Linked DNA regions of Homo sapiens: region 1 is linked to region 2. A link is a contact called in ENCODE Hi-C data. All regions are on one chromosome and are shown on one strand. Each heading gives the region's core, a stretch centred on a gene start or an enhancer-like site at or near the end of the contact. The rest is flanking DNA. Distances are from core to core; before and after follow the strand shown.

Region 1 (4,555 bases), core at 1,718-4,217, 1.2 Mb before region 2:
TGTTTCTATAACAAATAAATAACTTGTCCCTCTGGGCTTTCTCTGTTTTCATTCCCCTTTTACATTATAAGTCCTTCAATTCTGAGCCTTTAAGTAGCGGCTTCACCTTCAACACACACACACACACTCTCTCTCTCTCACACACACACACACACACACACTCACAGATATACCTTCCCTGGACAAAACCAAACTGTTGCATTTATTCCACTAGTGTTTCTCAAAGTGTAATCTGCAGGCAATTCACATCAGAGTCTTCATAGGGTGGGAGGATTTGTTAAAAATGCATATTCCTGCCAACCTCTAGACCAACCGTATCAGAATGCATGGAGATGGAACCTGGATGCTAAATTAGTTAACTCTTCCCGCACTCATCCAGGTGATTCTTAAACACACTAAAACTTGAGAACTGGCCGGGCGCGGTGGCTCACGCCTGTAATCCCAGCACTTTGGGAGGCCGAGGCGGGCGGATCACGAGGTCAGGAGATCGAGACCATCCTGGCTAACACGGTGAAACTCCGTCTCAACTAAAAATACAAAATAATTAGCGGGGCCTGGTGGCGGGCACCTGTATTCCCAGCTACTCCGGAGGCTGAGGCAGGAGAATGGCGTGAACCCGGGAAGCGGAGCTTGCAGTGAGCCAAGATCATGCCACTGCACTCCAGCCTGGGCAACAGAGCGAGACTCCATCTCAAAAAATAAAAAATTTAAAAAAAACTAAAAATAAATAAATAAATAAAACTTGAGAACCATTGCTCTACAAAAATCATTTCCTTTCTGGTGTCAGCCCCTATTTTTTTCAGGTCAAAATGGAGTTAATTTCTTATCCATGTTGTTCACCTCTGAGATCAGCGTCTCCTTGTCTCTTCCTAAGAAACCTTCTCTCGCCTGTCTCTCTGGCCTTTGATGGTAGTTTTTCTCTGGGCTATTTCTCAGTCCTTGCAGTCTACTTTTAGCAAGTCCTCAGGACACAGTTACTTACTTCTTCCTCCTCCTTAAGCTGCTCTAAAGAAACCCCTTTAGCATCCACAGCTCACACTGCCTAGCTCCAAACTCCCTTTACAATACCCTGCCCAGGGATTCACAGTAACATCTACCGGTTAAAGGTAAAGCCCCATGTGGTTCACAAAACTCATAGCCTTCCTCCTAAATGTTAAAACTACTCAAGATCACTTATTAACAGGTGTTCTCCAAATTTCTTAAATGAACACACACCACGACTACAATAAACAAAATAAAAACAAATTCTACTATTTCACCATTCTAACATACCAAATGCTGTCATTCATTTTTTTACGGCTCACATTTAATTCTTATTCACAACAAAATCAGAATGTAATTAAAATTTTTAATTCTGATTTTCTAACCTAACATCATATCAAACATATTTTCATAACCATCATAACTATGATTTTTAATGACTTTAAAAGAACCCATGGGCTGTGCGCAGTGACGTGCCTGTAATCCTAGCACTTTGGGAGGCCAAGGCAGGAGGATCACTTGATCCCAGGAGATGGAGACCAGGCTGGGCAACAAAGTGAGACCCCGTCTCTACAAAAAAAAAGTTAGCCAAGTGTGGTGGCACACGCCTGTGGTCCCAGCTACTTGGGAGGCTAAGGCAGGAGGATCAAATGAGCACAGGAGGTCAAGGCTGAGTGAGCTGTGATTACACACTGCACTCCAGCCTGGGTGACAAAACAAGACCCTGTCTTAAAAAAAAAAAAAAAAAAAAAAAAACTCATGGAGTTAATGTTGCCAGAACTCCTATTGCTTAGTGTTCAGGGTATTTTCAGATTTTGCTGCTATAAATGATAATACAGTGAATATGTTCATGCATATTACTTTTCTTTGAATTATTTATTCGGAATAAATTTCCAGGGGTGGAATGAATGGATCAAAGTGTATGAACACTTTAATGGCTCTTGATACATATCGTCAAATTGCCATATTTGTATTTTACACAGTTCCTCAGTAGCATGCTAGTAAACGTTTAACAACATGCTTGCCCCCCGCCCCGAAAAAAAAAAGGTGGGGAGCCTGATTTATTGTGTTTGCTGATTTTCACAGTGTACTTTTACCATAGCCAATTTCAAGCCACCATCATGACATCGCTGAATGCAAAATTGAAAACAGATGCTCAGATAGCACAATATTATATAGCATTTCCATCACACAGATAAAGAGAAGTCAATAATGTCACTGGCTTGGAAAATTTCTGAAAATATTACAATCAGCACTTGAGAGCAAGCCGGTTCTAGAACACCACTGTAAACATCTCCCTTGATATTTTGCAACAGCACATCTTTTTTTTTTTTTCATTGAAATCATTGAAAATTCACCCTGTTCCCATCTGTGTGACAATGAGCATGCTTTTAGGTCCATAGATGATGCAAATAATGAATAAAACCTAATGCAAAAAAAAAGGGGGGGATAGAGTGAACATCTAACACCTGTCCGGGTTGAATAATTCTGTCTACCCACCCTCAAACATTCATTTTACCGTGCTTTTTTCCATGAGGTCATGTATACAAATGATTCAATCATTTATTTACTTAACGAGGCACTGAATGGATGACTATACGTAGTTCTCAGGCAAATGTGATGAGAACCGTATCTTCTGTTTCTTAACCACTCTCTTCCTTGGGTTTCTTTTCTACGAAATGGGGAAGAGGTCACTGTGACTTCAGTTTTACGAGAAACTGAGTGCAGAGATAAGAAAGGTTCAACTTGTGCTCTAAGAAGCACTTGAACATTCAGTAATGCTCTGGAAATTTCTTCCAAAAGCAATTCATTAGTATTCTATTTTACCAGAAAAGAATGTGATTTGGTGCTTTCGCTTGAAAGCAACATCCCCTCTTTGGGCTGCCCCGGAATAATATATAGCTTCTACATGTATACAACACTTTGGTTTTTAAATGAGCGGCACCGTACGTTTGCGTGTTAAAATGCGGGTATGACTGAGCTAAACATCCTCATATCCTGGACCCAGTCACCCCGCTCCCGATAACTCATCTCAAGGAATGAACTCAAAACAAAGGAAAATACTTGCTGTGTGAAGATATTAATCACAATAGAGAGTAGATCAATTTGCCTCATTTCAGCACTTATTCAACTTACGGTTTCTGGGGCCCTGGTAGGAGAGTTCTGGATTCTTGGTTCCTAAATCCCCACCTGCAAAACGACCACTTTCCAAGTTGTTTTGGGGCTTGTATTTTTTAATCACACAGATTCCTGGACCTCACGTGAGGGCTGGGGTATGAGACATGGAATTTCAGTTTCTTAAAAGCTCCCCAGGTGGTTTTGCTGTCCAGCCAGCTTTAGAAACCACTATTCCACAGTGAGACACCAGACACATGATCGTGGTCTCTGAACAACTGTCCACATCCGGGGAACAGTATGACAACTTCTTGTGCAAGTCGTCAAAAGGTTGTTCAGGGCATTCAAGCAGTTGCTAGAGTCAAATGGCTAAAGAGCTCACAGAGGAGCCCTAAGTTTCTGGCACCCTTCCACCCCCCTGGGGTCATCCTTTCCATCTCTGACACCCTCCTTGCTCTCACAGCCCACCCCAGCCCCCACACTGTCATGCTGCCTCCCAGCCTCCACCTGTGCACCCCATCCTGACTTGTGCCCATCCCTTTTCATACACAAAGCTCCAGAGTCTCCTCCCTTAGGACACCAGTGGGACTCTAGAAGGAACACTATCACCGTGTGACTCACGTCATCTGCACACATAATTAGGAATCCCCTGCACAATTAACATGCCAGGTGGATTTGCATTTTTTTAAAGGAGGCTTTTAATCCAAAAAAATATTTATAACCTAGAGAGTGGAATGGGGAAGGAGGATGCTTTTTAATCCTGGCTTTCACCCAGATCCAAGCATCCCAAACCCAAATAAGCACTCACTGCCACAATGATCCCCACTCCTAAGTAGAAATGGAATTTTAGCTGTGCCTTGCTAGCACTAAAATTAACACATTGTAAGATAAAATAATTTAATTTAAACTGGGCAAGGAAGAAAGGTCATGCTCTCTGCCTCTAATGAAAAGCACCTCTAGAATTCCACCCCAAGCGTTCAGAGAGCGACGTCAACCAAGGAGGCCCACAAGTAATGCAGCGGATACTGAGAGGACCTCTCTCATCTCATAAGCTAGAGAAACTGTTACCAAATGGCTTAAAATAGCGGTTTCCAAGTTTGTTTTCCTTCTTTCATATGTATTCTCACTAGAAAAACACCCAACCCCTGTGCCTTGTCCATATTTGGTGCTCAAAAAACGTTAATTCCCAGCCTCCACCTGTCACCCTACTTTCCCTGGAAAGGAATGTTGGGATTAGGAGAGTTAGCTTTGCAGGCTTCTTGCTCTTAAGCCAGGGCTCATAACACCTTCATTTGTGGCAATAGCCAAGTCCTTAATAAGAATCATAAGAGTTGCATCTATTGAGAGATTTTTTTTTCAGTCAGGCACTAGGCTACATGCTTTACATATTTTTATCTCATTTGATCTCTACGACAACCCTCTGAGGTAGGTATTTTCAGTTATTATTACTGTTATTAGA
Region 2 (5,140 bases), core at 2,641-5,140:
CTTTCTTCCCCATCTTCCTTGTACTCACTGCATCTTTGCTGATTTGAGGACATATTTTTGGGCTGCCTGGCCCAGGGTCAAAATTATGAATTGTAAGTGGTTCTGATTCTGGGATTGCTATGTTGTGGTCTTACCTTAGTTACAGCGAGGATAGTGAAACTAATATCAGCATAACCTGTAAGTGAAAGGAATCCTAGAATTTTGGAACTACATGGATAGCTGGAAGCTACCTACTCAAGTTTACCCGTATAATACCTTCATTTCATATATCAAGAAAGAATTCAGGAGAGCTAGTGACCCTGTAACAGTGATGGTCATAATTTCAGCTTTTCAATTCAGGGCAGAATATGTTGTAGAACTCAGCTACACTGCCACATTGCCTTTTATCTGTTGAATAATTTTACTGGGTTTTTACAGTATTTGTTTTCTTTACAGATATCACTTGTTCCATGAAGATCACTTGGTATATTTTAGTTCTATTAGTTTTTATATTTTTGATCATCCTCACTATCCGCAAAATACTTGAAGGCCAGAGAAGAGTGCAAAAGTGGCAGAGTAAGTATAATCCCTGTAGTGCCGAGGAACTCCTGATCTCTTCTATGGATTTCATTTCCTTTTTAGTACAATTTAGCATTTCTTGTGCACCTACTGTGAATAAGTGGTGATTCTTGGTAACTCAAGGAATAAAAACGTAGATAAAACACAGTTCCAGCATGCAAGGAGCTTCATTCATCTTTCTTCTACTCGGGCAAGTAAGAGAAGAAGAAAGACTGGGTGAATAGGAAGAAGCTGATGAGCTGGACATTGAGCAGGGCTTAGCGGAAGTGAGGGCAGAGAGAGAGAGAAGAACAGGAAGTGGGGATAAAGAATTTCAGGCCGAGCGCGGTGACTCATGCCTGTAATCCCAGCACCTTGGGAGGCTGAGGCAGGCGGATCACCTGAGGTCAGGAGATTGAGACCAGCAGACCAGCCTGGCCAACATGGTGAAAGCCCGTCTCTACTAAAAATACAAAAATTAGCCAGGCATGGTGGCGCAAGCCTATAATCTCAGCTACTTGGGAGGCTGAGGCACAAGAATCACTTGAGCCCAGGATGTGGAGGTTGCAGTGAGCTGAGATCGCGCCACTGCACTCCAGCCTGGGCAATGGAGCAAGACTCAGTCACAAAAACAAGAATTTCAGAGTTGGAGATCTTGAGCAGAGTGGCTGTAGGTGACGGGTGTGAGGCAGAGTCGATCTTTAATAAGCATGGGGGTATCAGATTTTTGGCAGGGCTGAGCTAAAGGAAATTAGAAATTAGGAATCAGGACAGTAGGAGCAACGTTAAAAATATTTAATAACTCGTATGACCTAGGCACCCACCTATCAGGATGGACATTGATTGTAAATTACTGGTATGATGCTACCGGTGTGTACCCATGCAAATACTGGCTCTACTGGCATGTCCCCAGTGCATAAAATGGATGACTATCAGGCCCAATGGACAATTCATAATATGAGTAGCTAGTCTCTTAAAGACAGTGCAAGATGTATTACTATAAGAATAGGCACTAAAAATAAATAGATTTATGTTAGAGTCCTAGTACTACCACTTACTAGCTATGTGACATTAAGCAAGTTATTTAAATTATGTGAGCATCCCTTACATCCTCTGTAAAACAAGCATAATCACCACTACCACACAGGGTTGAGGTAAGGAAATACAGAGATTACTTACAAAGTTTACCACAGTGTCTAGTGCATAATTAGTTTTCATTAAAGGACAGTAGTATTGTGGTGGTTGTATGATTTCCCAAGACTCTTTCCTTCTTTACCAGGCAAGGCTGTGTTAGCCATTTCAGTAGGCAGAACAAGTGGTTGCCTCCAGGTTTCAGTAAAGTTGCAATTCATTCTTTTGACTAGGTATTTGTTGCAGATATTTTTGAGAGCAGTTTCATATCAAGTGTTATCATTGATACCTTAGTAATAAAGCCCTTTGTGCAGTGGTTAATAACATAATCAATACTGTTTATTTGTAGAATAACCATTTTCAGAGCATTTTCACTAGATTCTTAAACTGTGTAAACAGGATATATGCTATTTTTATTTTGTAGATAAAAATCCCCTGAGACTTAGAGAGGTTAAGTGTTTATCCAAAGCTGCACAGCTAGTAAAATGTCAGAACTAAGATGTAGGGTATTTAGTTTTGAAAATTCTATTATTTAAAGTAAATGTGTGTTATTTATAAATAGTGTATAGTTCTGAGTTTCTTGACCCATTTTCCCATATGAAAAGCTATAAGCAAAGAGAGATAGAAGTGAGCTAGAAAAAATGTCTAGAAGGAGACCAGTAGTGGGGAGTCAAATTAAATTCTTACAAATATCTGCCCAAATGACAGACTTAGTGATTTTCAAAGGCTTGCAAATCCAAGCATACAAAGTAATAAAAAATGTCACACTACTTAGCACATTAAATGTTATTGAATATTAAACATACATTGAATATTCTTCACATCATATCTATGTATATAATAAGATAAAAATATACTTTTCTGTGTATAAGAGCTGTCGCTTTCCTTTTTTTTTTTTTTTTTTTTTTTTTTTTTTTTTTTTTTTTTTTTGAGATGGAGTCTCACTCTTTCGTCCAGGCTGGAGTGCAGTGGCATGATCTCGGCTCACTGCAACCTCCACCTCCTGGGTTCAAGCGATTCTTTTGCCTCAGCCTCCTGAGTAGCTGGGACTACAGGCATGCACCACCACGCCCAGCTAATTTTTGTATTTTTTAGTAGAGATGGGGTTTCACCATATTGGCCAGGCTGGGTTCGAACTCCTGACTTCGTGATCTCCCTGCCTCAGCCTCCCAAAGTGCTGGGATTACAGGCGTGAACCACCGTGCCTGGCCATGAATGGCTCCATTCTTTTTGGTAATCCTTTGAACCAACATGGGGAATATATGTTAACAATGCGCTTGTTTATCATCTAAATACTTCATTTCTTTTCTGGGAATAGGTCATAGAGACAAACCTACATCTGTTCTCTTAAGAGGAAGTGATTCGGAGAAACTGAGAGCATTGAATGTGCAGGTTCTTTCAGGTAAGTTCTGTGGCATGTAAACAAAACAGCACTCAGGAAATTCCAAAGCTGCATGGTTTCACTACACAGTAAACTCAAGATCTGAGATCTGAGCTTATGTAAATTAGCCTTGTATCTGGAATAACAGAGCTGTGGGCAAATGAAATCCAGTTTAATATGTCTTATTATCAGGGGACAGTAGCAATCTAAACTATCTCCTTAAATAATGGAAAGTTTGCTTAATTGGCAAGAAGAAATTCATGTGAGTAGGCAGAGGAGAGAAAGCAATAGGGATAAGACTTAGATTTATTTTTAAATGAGACAAGATACCATTATTCCCCAGAATTGCAAGAAGTAATTGCAGAGTGGGCATGGCTTTCGCTGGAGCCTTCCCTTAGCAGAGGGTGTCATTGTGTAAAGAGAACTTCTAATAGCCCCAATTAAAAAGCCCCCTGTCCTCTCCTGAGAAACAGAAATGGAATAAGGGAATTCTAATTAGAGCAGTGATGGGGGCTGTTAGCACAGATGTTGTGGTTCAATCCCTTTCTTCTAATTGTGAAGCCTCCTTTTGGATTCAAGCTGTCAAATCACGTTAAAAAGAGAAAGAGAGAGAATGTGACATGGACGAAGCCCTCTTCTTTAGCAGAGAGAAATAATATCCTTGACCGTGAAAACCACAGAATTATGAGTGCTGTTACCAAAGCTCCTTGTACACAGCCAGCGAGTAGGTGCCTTCGTACTTTGTGAGAAGTTAGAAAAAAAAGGAAGCTTCAAGTCTGGCATGTAAACAGTTTTCAAAAATGGGAGGATGCCGAGCAAACCTCCAGTCCCCCACCCTACAGCTGCATCAGTAGCGACATAGAGATTTGCACCGCATTTCACTGGGGACTTTGTTCACTGGGGGCTTTTGTTAGCCATTTAAATTAGCAGATACACGGAACCCTAGCTTGAGTGCACCTAAGGAGCTCAAATATTTTAAAAATTTAGGCTTTCTACCCAGCATTAGCAGTGAAAGTATTAAGCTATGACTGATAATAAGCATTAGCTAAATAATCATTTGACACCAGTTAAATGTGGGGTAAGTTGGTGGAAATTTTGTCCAGTCAATGAAAATCTTATTTGATTAATAAATTAAAAGCTATAACGTTGTTTTCAATGGCAAAATTAATTTTTAAAAGGCAAAAATGGCATTTTTCCCTGGGCTCCCCTCTTACTCAGTACATGTGTCCAAATATGAGGACAGTTTTAACACAGTTCTGTGGGGCTTTTTGGTCACCTTAGGAATTCTGGTCGTTTCTGTTTTCAAGTCGTAATTTTGAGCACTGCTGTCTTGTCTGAGAAAAAGTCTATAGTTCCCCCGTCAACCCATATAGTCGAGGGAATCACAAATTTTAAGTACTAGCTAACCACAAGACTAACCTCGCAAAGTTGTATTTATGAGCCTGTGACTTTCATCCACCAAAGAAACCTGTCTTAGCCATCCTTTCCCTTTCATAGCTCTCACTAAAAATCCTCTGGCTTTATTACCAGGTATATAATATTAATGTTTAGTGTAGGTCAAGGGGTGATGGCCTTTTTAAAACCAAGAACCCTTTTGAGGCTTAGCGTCTTAAAGAGAGAAAGAGGCAGACTCTTTCTTATTTATATTCCTTTAACCTAAATGCAATCTTTTCCTTCCCTATTATGAGTTGCTTTTCTGACAGAGAAAGGGAAAGGAAATCATGTCTCCCTTGAGTGCAGTTTTTAAGGCCTCTCTTTGTAGTGATGGATTATAGGCAGCAGTGAGAATGTACGGGAAAAATGTGTCAGCATGGTTCTCTGGAGATGCAGTAACACGGGTAGAAAAAAAAAATGTAGTTCAAAGCGGTGGTGACTGTGTCACATTCAGCAGAAGCAGCTTGTTGTCAACACTAGCCACACATTCCAGGATGTCTCTCCATTTGTTCATGCATTTAAAAGTGAGTATTGTTCAACACACACACACACACACACACACACACACACACAGAGAGAGAGAGAGAGACAGAGAGAAAGAGAGAGAGAGAGAGATAAATGGGCTCGTACCTCCAAAAGAAGCTTATTCATCCTACA

Evidence for each region. A loop is a pair of places that touch in the nucleus more often than their neighbours do. Pooled maps may share reads with other maps.
Region 1: a pooled map shows a loop between it and region 2 (2.5-fold over the local background). The contact joins two enhancer-like sites. A Hi-C loop is called at or near these places in 3 of 50 pooled maps.

Annotation. Positions count from the first base shown.
Region 1 is chr4:40,199,128-40,203,682 of GRCh38, reverse strand. The region is part of intron 1 of RHOH (ras homolog family member H); the gene reads right to left. Among named protein-coding and RNA genes, the nearest start is that of RHOH, 4.4 kb to the right of the region's middle. Within about 2 kb of position 2,967, at least 16 of the 41 ENCODE cell types and tissues checked have a DNase peak (open chromatin) inside an H3K27ac peak, as active enhancers do.
Region 2 is chr4:38,984,266-38,989,405 of GRCh38, reverse strand. TMEM156 (transmembrane protein 156) reads left to right here. Exons shown (of 7, transcript NM_024943.3): 4 at 436-555; 5 at 2,987-3,070. Among named protein-coding and RNA genes, the nearest start is that of TMEM156, 46 kb to the left of the region's middle. RefSeq lists an enhancer at 628-1,127. Within about 2 kb of position 3,890, at least 2 of the 41 ENCODE cell types and tissues checked have a DNase peak (open chromatin) inside an H3K27ac peak, as active enhancers do.